3 separate regions of the Homo sapiens genome follow, and all the other regions are linked to region 1. Evidence: read pairs that join two places in POLR2A ChIA-PET (ENCODE). Cell type or tissue: GM12878. All regions are shown on one strand.

What was found. Peaks named below come from ENCODE experiments on the same cell type or tissue, not always from the same donor. Only the 100,000 strongest peaks of a DNase experiment are listed, where the experiment ranks them.
Region 2: POLR2A ChIA-PET joins it to region 1 with 8 read pairs; 1 of 35 experiments calls an interaction of 5 or more read pairs at or near these places.
Region 3: POLR2A ChIA-PET joins it to region 1 with 5 read pairs; 3 of 35 experiments call an interaction of 5 or more read pairs at or near these places.

What each region holds. Positions count from the first base shown.
Region 1 is chr17:58,918,910-58,923,909 of GRCh38, forward strand. All of the region lies in intron 1 of PPM1E (protein phosphatase, Mg2+/Mn2+ dependent 1E), which reads left to right. Among named protein-coding and RNA genes, the nearest start is that of PPM1E, 170 kb to the left of the region's middle. In GM12878, no CTCF peak of the experiment used is centred here; a DNase peak (open chromatin) is centred at 2,042; H3K27ac peaks cover 256 bases.
Region 2 is chr17:58,618,204-58,623,203 of GRCh38, forward strand. TEX14 (testis expressed 14, intercellular bridge forming factor) reads right to left here. Exons shown (of 32, transcript NM_031272.5): 4 at 4,644-4,809; 5 at 3,447-3,583. Among named protein-coding and RNA genes, the nearest start is that of IGBP1C, 71 kb to the right of the region's middle. RefSeq lists an enhancer at 3,244-3,553. In GM12878, no CTCF peak of the experiment used is centred here; DNase peaks (open chromatin) are centred at 2,748 and 3,108; H3K27ac peaks cover 1,322 bases.
Region 3 is chr17:59,016,205-59,021,204 of GRCh38, forward strand. It overlaps TRIM37 (tripartite motif containing 37), which reads right to left. Exons shown (of 24, transcript NM_015294.6): 20 at 1,092-1,220. Among named protein-coding and RNA genes, the nearest start is that of TRIM37, 88 kb to the right of the region's middle. In GM12878, no CTCF peak of the experiment used is centred here; no DNase peak of the experiment used is centred here.

The DNA.
Region 1 (5,000 bases):
TCAAAATCTAAATCTAGATAAAATGCAGAAAAGGGATTGCTTTTATGAGCTACAGTTATGAGGTCTAAAATTTTATCTACATAAGCTGGGATGTTGACATGTTTAAAACCCCAAACATTCTGTACTGAACCATAAATGGAAGCAGAGCTATAGTCTCCAGAGTTGTAATTTTCCCAGTGGTTTGATTCAGAGTACTTTGAAAAGGTAATTTAAATTTAAATTTGAAAGGGAGAAATGCCTAAAGGTTTTATGGCTCTCAGAAGATAATGGATAGGAATAGTCATTGTATGTGAGAGAAGGAAGAAAACCATAAGAGAAATGTGGCATTTAGAAACATGTACTAAACCTGGTGGAAGAATAGAAATTGATAGATGGAAAGAGGTGATGTAGGGAAAATATACAGTCATTGAACTTGAGAGTTCTTGAATAGTTAACATTCAGCTTTCATTCTATTCATTTAATAAATATTTACTGAGTACCTTCTGTGTGCTTTTTGGCACCGTGGTTTTAAGCAGATAAGTGTCAATGACATAACTAATTTTAAACTTTCTGTTTTGAAACCATTTTAGATTTACAGCGAGTTGAAAAGATAGAGGCTGGGCACGGTGGCTCACACCTGTAATCCCAGCACTTTGGGAGGCCGAGATGGGAGGATCACCTGAGATCGGGAGTTTGAGACCAGCCTGACCAACATGGAGAAACCCTGTCTCTACTAAAAACACAAAAAATTAGCTGGGCGTGGTGGTGCATGCCTGTAATTCCAGCTACCCAGGAGGCTGAGGCAGGAGAATCACTTGAACCAGGGAGGGGGAGGTTGCAGTGAGCCGAGATCACACCATTGCACTCCAGCCTGAACGACAAGAATGAAACTCTGTCTCAAAAGAAAAAAGGAAAAAAAAAGATAGAGAGTTCTTTCTCCCAGGTGCTACATGATTGTGGTACATTACTCAAAACTAAGAATTTACCATTGGCACTGACAGTTTTAAAGGACATATCTTATCTGGCACTTGCTGGCAGAATAAACTATGGGGTCAGGGGAGGGCAGGGTAGAAGCAGGGAGATCAGTTAGTAGTTGATGACATTAATCCAGGGGAAGCATAGTAATGATGGTTTAGACTAGGTGTTTATCTATAAAAGTGGTAACAGGTAGTCGGATTTTGAAAATAGAACCAAGAAGATTTGCTGATGGATTGGATTTGGGATGTGAGATAAACAGAGGAATCAAAATGACTCTAAGATTTTTGGAAAGGAGTCATTTCTAAAAATGGAAAATGAGTTTTAGCACTAAACTTACTGTCCTTCCTTCCACACCAACCTTACTGCCTTTCTCTCCACAACTCTTTAAAAGTTTTAGTTATTTCATTATCTACACAGACAATCCTCCAATGCTCAGATATCTCTGTTTCTTGACCTCCTCACCTCCAGTGATCTTGTCTTCCACCTCAATTTAGTCACCTGCTCATAAGATCATCCTCTAGGCTATGTCGTTACTAATAACTAAACCTTCATTTTAAGCATTCTACTCTCCTCCCACAACTCCTGTCTTTCCAGCCCTCTCCCTGTAGTATATGGACTTCAACAATTTTAACTCCAACAGGACCTTGGATCCATTTTCTCTATGATCTTCACTACCCTCCTTCCTTGGCCCATTATTAAAATGAGGCAAATGGAAAACTAGAGTTACTATTTGTTGAAATAAGGAAGTTTATAGGAGAAATGGGTTTGATGAAAAGGAGGTTGAGAATTAGGATTTTGTTTTAGGACAAATAAGTTTAATAAGTTTGAAATGAGCATTAGATATCCAAGAGCAGGTACTTGAATATAAGAGCCTAGTGTTCGAATGAGAGGTTTGGACCAGAAACATACAATGGGAGTCATCAGCATATAGATAATACATAAAGATATGAGACATGATAAAATCTATTAAATGGATAGAGATAGAGAAGAGGTCAAGGACTGAACCCTGGGCATTACCATTTTTAGAGATCAGGAAAAGAGAAACCAGTGAACAAGATCAAAAGAAGCATCTAATGAAGTAGAAAGAGAACCAAGAGAAGTGGTGACCTAAAAGTGAAACAAAAAGGTTTCAAGGTGGAGAAAAATGATCATTTCTGTCATATACTGCTGATAGTCCAAATAAAATGAAGATGAGAATTGACAGTTGGATTTGGCAACATGGAAGCCATTGTGACTTTAATAAGAGCAGTTTCAGAAAAGCACTGAGAATTAGAGCCTGAATGGAATGAGTTTAAGAGACAATGGGAATAAAGAAGGTAGAGACAGCAAGTACAGATTGCTCTTTCATGTTTGATTGTAAAGGGCAGCAGAGAAATGGGACTTTGACTGAGGAGGTGAAATGTTGGTCAAGAAACCTGTATTTTAACATTGGAAACATTGTATGCTGATGGAAATGACTAGTAGAGAGGGGTAATTGATAATGTAAGAGAAAGACAGTTACAGGTTGGTGAGAGGGGATAGAATCCAGTAGATGTGGCTAGGTGCAGTGGCTCATGTCTGTAGTCCTAGCACTTTGGGAGGCTGAGGTGGGTGGATCACTTGACCCCAGGAATTTGAGACCAGGCTAGGCAGCATAGTGAGACTCCATCTCTACAAACAAACAAACAAACAAACAAAAAACAACATCTGGGTGCCTGTGAGGTAGGAGGATCGCTTGAACCTGCCTGGTTGAGGCTGCAGTGAGCCGTGATCGTGCCACTGCACTCCAGGCTTGGGTGACAGAGTGAGACTCTATCTCAAAAAAAAAAAAAAAAAATTCAGTGAATCAGTAGAAGAGATGGCCTTAGATAGGATTATGGACAGTTTTACCATTGTGTAGGAAGAAAGAGTGTGGCCGGGCACGGTGGTTCATGCCTGTAATCCCAGCACTTTGGGAGGCCGAGGTGGGTGGATTGTCTGAGGTCAGGAGTTGAAGACCAGGCTGGCTAACATGGTAAAACCCCATCTCTACTAAAAATAAAAAATTAGCCGGGTGTGGTGGCACGCACCTGTAATCCCAGCTACTCGGGAGGCTGAGGCAGGAGAATTGCTTGAACCCGGGAGGCAGAGGTTGCAGTGAGCCGAGATTGCACCACTGCACTCCAGCCTGGGCAACAGAGCGAGACTCCATCTCAAAAAGAAAAAAAAAAGAAAAAAAAAAAGTGTATGGGTACAGATGCACATATTTTAGTATATATTTAGTATGATGAGAGCTTACGTGAGTTATAATTTCTATTTTTTTCAATGAGGAGAGGGAGGGAGAAGAGTTGATTTTTTTTTTTTTAATATAGTAAGGTAAGTAACACTAAAGGCTCATTTAACGTTAGTAGTAATGAATTAAAGGAAGCCAAGTCATTATGTTTGAGTTTTACTTTGGTCACATTCAGCTGTCTGAATGCTGCAGTGGCACGATCATAGCTCACTGCAACCTCGAACTCCTGGGCTCAAGGGATCCTCCCACCTCAGCCTCCCATATAGCTAGGATTACAGGTGTGTGCCACCACATCTGGCTAATTTTTGTATTTTTTTGTAGAGATGGGATATTGCTATGTTGCTGAGACTGGTCTTGAACTCCTGGCTTCAAGCAATCCTCCTACTTCAGTCTCCTAAAGTGTTGGGATTGCAGATGTGAGCCATTGAGCCCAGCCTCTTACCTTATTCTTTTTAATGGCTGCATTGTATTCCATTGTATTTCACCTGTGCCCTATTGAGAATTTTTTTTTATTATTATTTCTAGGTTTTCACTGTAGTGAACATCTTTAAATATATGTCTTGAAGTACTTTTTTTTTTTTTTTTGAGATGGAGTCTCACTCTGTTGCCCAGGCTGGAGTGCAGTGGTGCGATCTCGGCTCACTGCAACCTCTGCCTCCCGGGTTCAAGTGATTATCCTGCCTCAGCCTCCTGAGTAGCTAGGACTACAGGTGCATACCACCACACTCAGCTAATTTTTGTATTTTTAGAAGAGACGGGGTTTCACCATATTGGCCAAGATGGTCTTGATCTCCTGACCTAGTGATTGAAGTACTTTTACAGCTATATAAATAGAATAAATTTCTAATGTTAGGTTGAAATAAATGTGAATTTTGAAAAATATTAGGGCCAGGTGTGATAGCTTATGCTTGTAATTCCAAGACTTTGGGATGCCAAGACAGCTGGATCACTTGAGGCCTGGAGTTTGAGACCAGCCTGGCCAACATGGCAAAACCCATCTCTACTAAAAATACAAAAATTAGCTGGGCATGGTGGTGCACACCTGTAGGCCCAGCTACTCATGAGGCTGAGATGGAAGGATCACTTGAGCCCAGGAGGCAGAGGTTGCAGTGAGCCGAGATTGCACCACTATACTCCTATCTGGGTGACAGAGTGAGACCCTATCTCAAAAAAAAAAAAAAAAAAGAAAGAAAGAAAAGAAAATATTAGGTGGATAAATGATGTGGTGGCACCACTTATTATCCCAAAGCTTTGGGAGGCAGAAGCTGGAGGATCACTTGAGGCCAGGAGTTTGAGACCAACCTAGGCAACATAGTGGGATCCCATTCCTAAAAAAAAGTCATTTGGGCTGGGCATAGTGGCTCACGCCTGTAATCCCAGCACTTTGGGAGGCCAAGGTGGACAGATCACCTAAGGTCAGGAGTTCAAGACCAGCCTGGCCAACATGGTGAAACCCCGTCTCTACTAAAAATAAAAAATTAGCCAGGTGTGGTGGCATGTGCCTCCCGAGTACCAGCTACTCGGGAGGTTGAGGCAGGAGAATCGCTTGAACCTGGGAGGCGGAGGTTGCAGTGAGCTGAGATCGCACTACTGCACTCCAGCCTGGGTGACAGAGTAAGACTTCGTCTCAAAAAAAAAAAAAAAAAAGTCATTTGGACATGGTGGCTTGCACCATAATCCCAGCTACTCAGGAGGCTGAGGAGGGAGGATTGTTTGAGCCCAGGAATTCGAGGTTGCAGTGAGCTATGCTTGCATCACTTTACTCCAGCCTGGGCAACAGAGAAAGACCCCC
Region 2 (5,000 bases), 300 kb before region 1:
TTGTTTGAGGCTGCTAAGTTTGGGGGGTGATTCATTATGCAGCAATAGATAACAAATACAGATGGTCAGAGTTGGAAATAACCATAAGCACATCTTGTCCAGTTTTTTCATTATATAGGCAAAAAAATGAAGCCCAGGAAAAGGAAACTTGCTGGCCTGAGGTCATAAAATGCAGCAGTGACCAGACACTGATGTTGCTCATTCCAGCCACTGTTCTTCCCACATTCCACACTCAAACTACCACTTGTGCATCAGGGTCCCCCTTCACTGAAGGTGTCTTGGAAGAAGGGGTGATGCCTCGTATTTCTTTGGCTCCCAGAACCTGGCATGGTGCCATGCAGTAGGTGCTCAGTTAATGCTTGCCAGTTGAGTACTTTCAGCTCAGACTGAAGGAAAAAAGATCCTACTGCCACCAGAGGCACTTTCCTTTTCTTGGCAAATGGCAAAGGAGCTGGGAGACGGTGCATACTCAGGGCCAGCCCTACCTCAGGTCTGTGAGGCCCCACATGCCACTATTAGAGAACAGATGTAAGTGCTTTACTTCTTTTCTATTTCCTCAGCAACTCATCAGTGCCAAGCTGTCCCGTCTCTGCTTTAAGCTGCTATGCTATTGAGGAGAAGACTCTGATGTTTAGACTGAGATAAACTGAGCATCCCAATTTACACCTGGTATCTTAGCACCATTATTGATAGTTTCCCTTTCACTCTCGAAACAGCCAACAGATAATCAGCTATATGGTCACTCTCACTTGAGTAAACAGACCATAAGAAAAAGGCCACTTTTCAACACCAAATCATCAGTCTCTTCTTAAAATAAGGCTTATGTGCTTAGGCCTCAAAAGATCTAGGAGACAGTGGACCGTTTCTTGCCCAGGGGAACAGACCTTGTGCTGACAGTGAGGGTGTCAGCCTCTAGCAGCAGTGGAACTGGGGGTTACCAGTGACGAGGCCTCCTGCCTTCCACTCTGGGGCCTCTGGGCAGTACATGGCTCTTTGGAGGGGAGAGTTCTTTCTAAGCAAAAGAGCCGAGTGTTCTCAAACAGTGACCTGGACAACTGCAGTTCAGACCAACATTTCCTGCTCTCTTACCTAAATTTCTCAGCACACATCTATATAACTCGGCTGGGTTAAGGGGAGAAAAAAACTAACTCTAGTCATCTACAGCCATCTGTCCTCAACTCAGTGCTTTTCTTCTTTCCCCAGTCCAAGCTCTGTGCAAACACACGTGTGAGGAATCTTATCTGACACGGCACCACTCACAAATCTTAGAGGCTAACTCTAATTTCAAGAATTTGTGTGGTTTTTTACATTAAGAGGAGGGGGGGCGGGCACGGTGGCTCACGCCTGTAATCCCAGCATTTCAGGAGGCAGAGGCAGGCGGATCACCTGAGGTCAGGAATTCCAGACTAGCCTGGCCACGGTGAAACCCCATCTCTACTAAAAATATAAAATTAGCCAGGTGTGCTAATTTTATAGTAATCCCAGCTACTAAGGAGGCTGAGGCAGGAGAATTGCTTGAACCCAGGAGACAGAGGTTGTGGTGAGCCGAGATTGCACGGACTCCTGCCTGGGCGACAGAGAAGACTCAGTCTCAAAAAAAAAAAAAAAAAAAAGGTGGGGGAAGAGGAGTGTATTTCCATGTAAGCATTCCATTAACCCCGTAAGAATGTTTCCTCTAATTCTAAACTAAATGCTGTATCTAGATGAGTAACTAAGATTGTAAAAGCTCATCCACATTTACACTTGGGTTTTCCTTTCAGGCTCACTCATGAGCCTCCTCTCCTTGTACAGAGCCCTACCATGCACCAAGCAGCTAAGGGTTAGTAGCAATGAATAGGATAGACACAGCCCCTGAGCTCTTGGAATTCACAATTTAATTGGAAAACTGGAGAAGAACATATACAAATAAAATAATTGCAAACTATGACAATTCTCTAAACTCTGAAGGACGGGTCTCCATACAAGCGCCAGGGGCAGAGGCAGGAGATGAAGGGGGAGGGCTTGGATGAGGCAGGGTCTCCAAGGCCGGATAAGGGATTTCTAAACCTATCCTAATAGCCATGGGGAAGGTCCTTAAGGAGTTTTAGCAGAGTGGTACAACCTGATTTCCATTATTTTAGTTTTATTTGATTACTTTATTTTTTGAGACAGGATCTCGCTCTGTCACCCAGTTTGGAGTGCAGTTGCATGATCTTGGCTTGCTGCAACCTCCACCTCCCAGATTCAAGTGATCCTCTCACCTCAGCCTCCAGAGTAGCTGGAACTATGAGGAGCACACCAACACACTCGGCTAATATTTTTTTTTTTTGAGACAGTGTGTTGCTCTGTCACCCAGGCTGGAGTGCAGTGGTGCGATCTCGGCTCACTGCAACCTCCGCCTCCTGGGTTCAAGTGATTCGCCTGCCTCAGCCTCCTGAGTAGCTGGGATTACAGGTGCATGCCACCACACCCGGCTAATTTTTGTATTTTTAGTAGAGACGGGGGTTTCACCATGTTGGCCAGGCTGGTCTCGAACTCCTGACCTCAGGTGATCCACCCACCTCAACCTCCAAAAGTGATTACAGGTGTGAGCCACTGTACCCAGCCACCTGATTTCCATTTTTAAAAGGTCATTCTGGATGCTGAGCAAAGAGCCAAAACTGGCCAGAGTGGCACGCAGCACAGCCGTTAGGAGTTAACGGAATCATGAACTCATCTCGCCTGAGAAGCCAGCAGCATCCAATCATCAGAGGAAAGCCAGGACTCAAAGTGCATGAATGACAGGACAAGGAAGCCTGCAAAAGTGTGGTGAGCCCAGCTACCCTGCTTACAGAAAGAGATGCCATCAGAGGAAAGCCAAATGGGAAGGATTCTCTACATACAAACCCTAAGTCAACCAATCCCAGAGAAGTTAAAATGACACTCCTCCCTTCCAAGCTTAACCCTGAGCATGGAGAAAAGCATGGAGCCCACCTCCTGCAGCTGTGATGGGAGAAGAGGGGGCTGCCCATCCAGCTGGCAGCAAGTCTCTCGTATCAGCTGAAAATAGCCCAAGAAACCGTAAGTTAAGCATTTGTGGTCTTTTGCAACCTTAGTAATAAAGGAACACTCTTTCTGTGGTTCAGGAGATGACAAAAAAGCCAGCCAGGTGTCCTGCTGGGTAAGGGTTTTCTGCTGGGCTCCTCAGACCTGAGATGTTCTCCTTCTGCTAACCACAGGGTGGTTTCCATCAGAGCCCACACTCATTCCTCTCACACCTTCTCAGGGAGAGGAGAGAGAGGGCGAAAGGTGATCCTCTGGCCTTCCTTCATCAAGGCCAAGCCTTTTCTTTCCAAGCACACCCCTTTGGATGGGCCAGATGCCAGAGGGCACTGATGTGGAGGAGCTGAGGCAACCCATGCTGCAGGGCTCCCACGAGGAAGGCTGGGTGATGGAGACTATCCCACTCTGCTCAAGGCAGTACTCACCCCTGCACGAGGCCCCCACACCAGGACGGGCTGTAGACAAGCCGCTGCGGGGAGTCTATCTTCTTCAGGAGGTCGTAAGAGAAGCCCTGGATGATGGCCTGCATGTGTGAGGCACAGCGCTGCATGAACTCCACTATCTGCAAAACATCGCAGAGATGCCCAGTGCGGGCGCACCAGTTCTCAATGGAATGGAAGCTTGGGTATGAAGATAAGTGGTCCGAGGAGCTGAGAGCCCCCAACAGAAAAACCTCTCAAAAGGAAAGGGCCCAGGTGATTTTCTAAAGGTATGGAATGTTTTCAGGGAGAGGCTTTAGGGAAACAATTTCCTCCAACTCCCTCCTTCAACAGATGAGGAAACCAAGGCCAAGACGAGTAAAATTTGCTGGTCCAAGGCCCAACAGCTTTAATAAGCAGGAGCCCCAGAAAGGAGACTGCACACAGAGGGGCCTGGCACTGTACCTGCCCTTTGAGTTTTACATTTATGTTATTTAGTCTTCATTAAAACACATCACACCAGCTGGGTGCAGTGGCTCATGCCTGTAATTCCAGCACTTTGGGAGGCCAAGGTGGGCGAATCACCTGAGTCAGGAGTTCGAGACCAGCCTGGCCAACATGGAGAAACCCCGTCTTTACTCAAAATACAAAAGTTAGCTGAGTGTGGTGGTGCATGCTTGTAATCCGAGCTACTCAGGAGGCTGAGGCAGGAGAATTGCTTGAACCCAGGAGGCGGAGGTTGCAGTGAGCTGAGCTCGCGCCACTGCACTCCAGCCTGGGCAAGACTCCTTCCCAAAAAAAAAAAAAAAATTCCCACCTGCCAAACAAAGTTACTTAATGTCAGTGGGCCTCAGTTTCCCCACCTGTACAATAAGGACATTAATAGTACTTACCTGAGAGGTTGTTGTGAAGATTGAGTTAATATATAAAAAACATTTAAAACAACATCTGAGTCATGGTAAGTGCTAGTTAAATGGGTCAGACAAAATTACAGTTGTTTGCCTTTCCCATCGAATACGATGAGTAGAAAGGTTCACTAGACCTGCCGGAAGTTTCGCAGCTGGCTAATTTGCTTCGATCCAAGCCTGAGACTCCAGTACCAATACTAAGGCCACTGTACGCTCTGTGCTGACCACTGGGAGCCTGACTCTCAGCCCAGTACTCTTCTAGTGGGCATGGCTACAGAGTGGGACCCACCCTTACCTGGGTGCTACGCTCCTTTCCTGCTGTCAAAGCCCAAGTCTTCGGGTTTTGACCCCTCTCATCGTGGAGTCGCAGGTCACCTCCTGCATCCAGCAGTTTGCTAAGGATCCACTGATTGCCCGAAAATGCTGCTGCATGGACAGGGGTGCTCCCATCAAAGCAGCGGCTGGGGAGGGAGATGAGTACAATTGATGTCCATGGCAATGCTCCTGCATTCCATGGAGCGGGGCTCAGCGTGCAACACAGGGCTCCCATTCTACAAGGCAACGTTGGTGACGAGGAATATAACAACATCATTTGTGAGGCCCCTGTCTGTGCCCACAGGAACTTTCTGTACACACACACACACACACACAC
Region 3 (5,000 bases), 97 kb after region 1:
CCAATGTGGTGAAACCCCATCTCTACTACAAATACAAAAATTAGCCAGGCGTGGTGGCGTGCACTTGTAGTCCCAGTTACTCAGGAGACTGAGGCAGGAGAATCACTTGAACACGGCGGGCGGAGGTTGCGGTGAGCCGAGATCGCACCATTGCACTCCAGCCTGGGCAACTAGAGGAAAAAACTCCATCTCAAAAAAAAAAAAAAAAAAACTTCAAAAATAATTTTGAAACATATCCCTTGTTTTTTATGCCAAGCATCTAAAATTAAGGAGTCCAGGCCAAGTGTTGTGGCTCACACCTGTAATTTTACACTTTGGGAGGCTGAGACAGGAAGATTGTTTGAGCCCAAAAGTTCAAGACCAGCCTGGACAATGTAGCAAAACCCTGTCTCGGCAAAAAAAAAAAAAAAAAAAAAAAAAAAAAAAGCCAGGTATGGCTGCATGTGTCTGTGTCTGTGGTCCCAGCTACTTGGGAGGCTGAGGTGGAAGGATCACTTTTGTCTGGGAGGTCAAGGCTACAGTGAGCTATGATTGCACCACTGCATCCCTAGCCTGGAAAACAGAGCAAGACTCTGTCTCAGGAAAACAACAAAAATAAAGAATAAATAAAATTAAGGTGTTTAGAATACATAGTCTAATGGCTGTATTTTGTTAAGGGTCTGTTCTGTTGAGATCAAGAAACTTTCCAGCCAGGTGTGGTGGGGCTCATTCCTGTAATCCGAGCACTTTGGGAGGTTGAGGCAGGCGGATTGCTTGAGCTCAGGAGTTTAAGACCAGCCTGGGCAACCTGTCTCTACAAAAAATACAAAAATTAGCTAGGCGTAGTGGTGCACACCTGTAGTCCCAGCTACTTGGTGGGGCTGAGGCAGGAGGATCTCTTAAACCACCGGTCGAGGCCACGGTGAGCCAAGATCGCACCACTGCACTCCAGCCTGGGTGACAAAGTGAGACCCTGTTTCAAAAAAAGAAACTTTCAAATCCAACTTTAGCATTTTTGGTGCCCTTCAAGATCTAAAGCTCCACGATAACATCAATTTCAGGTAATAAATATTTACCCCACTAAAAGTACATTCTGAATCCCTCAAATTTACCTTCAGACAGAGTCTGACAGTCTCCCTTTGAACGACTATTTTCTCCAGGGTCCACTGCTCTTCGAAGTGATAGACTACCTGCTACACTGGATCGAGCTGGCTTGGGCGAATTACTCTTCTTATTTGTGGCTGCAAAGACATTTAAGAACACCTCTGAATAGGCTACTACAGCACAAAACTCACTATTTAGTCTGTCAGAAAAAGTTTTAATCTTACCTTGCATGGAAGCTGTTCTCTCTACTGTCTAAAAATAAACAACATTCTGTAGCCCCAATTGGTTTAGACTTTTGTCATAAAACATTCCCATCTTGTTGCTTGTAGAGCAGAATCTTTTTTTTTTTTCCCCCAGATGGAGTCTTGCTCTTGTTGCCCAGGCTGGAGTGCAATGGAGCGATCTTGGCTCACTACAACCTCCACCTCCTGGGTTCAAGCAATTCTCCTGCCTCAGCCTCCCGAGTAGCTCAGATTACAGGCACTCGCCACCATGCCCAGCTAATTTTTGTATTTTTAGTAGAGACGGGGTTTTGTCATGTTGGCCAGGCTGGGTCTCGAACACCTGAACTCAGGTGATCCACCTGCCGCGGCCTCCCAAAATGCTGGGATTACAGGCATGGGCCACCGCACACCGCCCGTAAAATCTTAACTTAAAAGATTATCTGTGAGCTCCTTAAGAAAAATCATACAAATTTCAATGCAGTTAAACTATTAACAAATATATAACCCGTCAAACATTTGGAAATTATAAAGTATTATTGGATTAAAAAGAAAAATCAATGCTGAGTTAGAAACAAATTACAATTATGGTACTTGAAATCAAAATGTCTGTGGCCAAACCAGTAGTGAAAAGAAAATGTACGGCCTTAAAATGAATTAATTAGGGAAAAAAGGGACTATATGACCTAATATGCATAGATTCAAAAGCTAGGAAGACAATAAAAATAAGCAAGCAAGAATGCTATTGCCAGAAGGCAGGGCCCTGCCCTTGAATTCAGCCTGCAGAACTGTGAGTTAAATAAATCTCTTTTAAAAATACATTTTAAAAAAAGAATAAAAATAAAATTGTAAAAAACAATAAAAATAAAAAATTCATTAATAGGTAATAAACAGGTTTAGCATGGTTGCAGGATATAAGACAAAATAACTTATTGTATTTCTCTGCACTAGCAGACAATGTGAGAATGAAGTTAAGAAAACAATTTCATTTTTAATAGCATAAAATACAATTAAAATACTTAGGAATTTATTTAACAAAAGAAATGTGAGACTTGTCCACTGAAAACTACCACACATTCTTGAAAGAAAATAGAGACAACAGCAAAGACATCCTGTGTTCATCACTGATTAGAATACTTAATACTGTTAACAAAGCAATATTCTTAAAATTGATCTACCGATTCAACACAATTTCTAAAATAATAGTAGCTGTGTTTTTTTTTTTTTGCAGAAATTGACAAGCTAATCCTAAAATCCATTTGAAAATGTAAGAGACCCACAATACCCAAAACAATCTTAAATGGAACACTCACTTCTGATTTCAAAAGTTACTATAACTAAGTAATCAAGACTATGTGGTACTGCCATATACACATATATATCATCAAAACAGAATTGAGAGTCTAGAAACAAACCCTTATATTTATGGTCCACTGATTTTTGACAAGGATGCCAAGACAATGCAATGGGCAAGGAAAAAAAGAGGGACAATAAGTGTTGCCAACGGTATGGAAAACCTGGAGCCCTCATATACTGCTGCTGGGAATATAAAATGATGCAGCTACTTTGGAAAATAGTCTGGCACTGGTAGTTCCTCAAAAAGTTAAACACAGTTGCCATGTAACCCATTAATTCCACTTCTAAGCATATACTCAAACAAAACCATATGTCCAAACAAAAACTTGTACATGAACGTTCATAGCAGCACTACTGATAATAGCCAAAAAGTAAAAACAACCCAAATATCCATCAACTAATGAGTGGATAAACAGTATGTAGTACAGCCATACAATAAAATATCATGCAGACATAAAAAGGAATATATGCCACAACATGAATGAACCTTGAAAGGGCTGTGTTAAGTGAAATAAGCCAGACATAGAAGACCTCATATGGTATGAGTCTATATAAAAAGTCCAGGCTGGGCGCAGTGGCTCACATCTGTAATCCCAGCACTTTGGGAGGCTGAGGTGGGTGGCGCATGAGGTCAAGAGATTGAGACCAACCTGGCCAACATGGTGAAACCTCGTCTCTACTAAAAATACAAAAGTTAGCTGGGCATGGTGGCGCACACCTGTAGTCCCAGCTACTTGGGAGGCTGAGGCAGGAGAATGGCGTGAACCCGGGAAGCGGAGCTTGCAGTGAGCCGAGATTGTGCCACTACGCTCCAGCCTGGGTAACAGGGAGAGACTCCGTCTCAAAAAAAAAAAAGTCCAGAAGAAGAAAAATCCATAGGGAAAAAGTAGATTAGTGGTTACCAGAAGATAGTAGAAGGGGAAGATGGGGAACGACTTTTAATGGGTTTGGAGTTCTAGGGAGAGGGTTAATGAAAATGTTCTTAGACTTAGATAAATGTTCTAGACTTACGAAAAATGATGACCAATTTCTCCACTAAAAGGATAAATGAATTATTGGTTAAGGAAAAAAGAATGCATTAACAGTCTGGGTGCGGTGGCTCATGCCAGTAATCCCAGCACTTCAGGAGGCCAAAGTGGGTGGATTACCTGAGGTCAGGAGTTCGAGACCAGCCTGGCCAGCATGGTGAAACCCCATCTCTACTAAAAATACAAAAATTAGCCCGGTGTGGTGGCACACACCTGTAATCCCAGCTACTCAGGAGGCTGAGGTAGGAGAAGTGCTTGAGCCCAAGAGACGGAGGTTGCAGTGAGCCAAGATCACGCCACTGCACTCCAGCCTGGTGGACAGAGCGAGACTCTGTCTCAAAAAAAAAAAAAAAAAAAAAAAAAAAAAAGCATTAACAAAGACAAAAGCAGAAATATAATGAAATGGTAAAAGACAATGGATGAAATAAATCTAAGAACTTGGTCTTTGAGGAGATGAACAAAATTAGCAAATCCCTTGAGCAGGTCAAATCAAAGGAGAAAAAAAAACAGAAGTAAGCAATAAAATAAGTGAAAAAGAAGTTAACAACCCATATGCACAAGAAGTTTTAAAAATTTAAGAAAATAGAATAAATGACTGTATATCAATAAATTTAAAGACCCAAATATAATTAGTTTTTCTTGGAAAACTATAGTAACTGACTTAAGTAGCAGCAGAAGTATGAGAAAACTACATCTGACAAGAGATTAATGACCAGGATCTCAAACAACTCTATAGGAAAAAATTCAATAATCTGATTAAAAATGGGTAAAAATCTGAATAGATATTTCTTAAAAGACGACACACAAATAGCAAACAGGCATATGAAAAAGTGCTCAACATCACTGATCATCAGAGAAATGCAAATCAAAACTACAATAAGATACCATCTCATCCCAGTTAAAATGGCTTTTATCCAAAACACAGGCAATAACAAATGCTGGTGAAGATGTAGAGAAAAGGCAACTCTCATACACCATTGGTGGGAATGTAAGTTAGTAAAACCACTACGGAAAACAGTTTGGAGGTTCCTCAGAAAAACTAAAAATAGATCTACCATATGATCCAGCAATCCCACTGCTGGTTATATACCCAAAAGAAAGCAAATTAGTATGTCAAAGAGGTATCTGCATTCCCATGTTTACTACAGCATTATTCACAATAACCATGGTTTGGAAGCAACCTAAGATCCACAGACAAATGGATAAAGAAAATGTTAGGTTGGGCGTGGTAGCTCACGCCCGTAATCTCAGCACTTTGTAAGCCCGACTCAAGTGGATCATTTGAGGTCAGGAGTTTGAGACCAGCCTGACC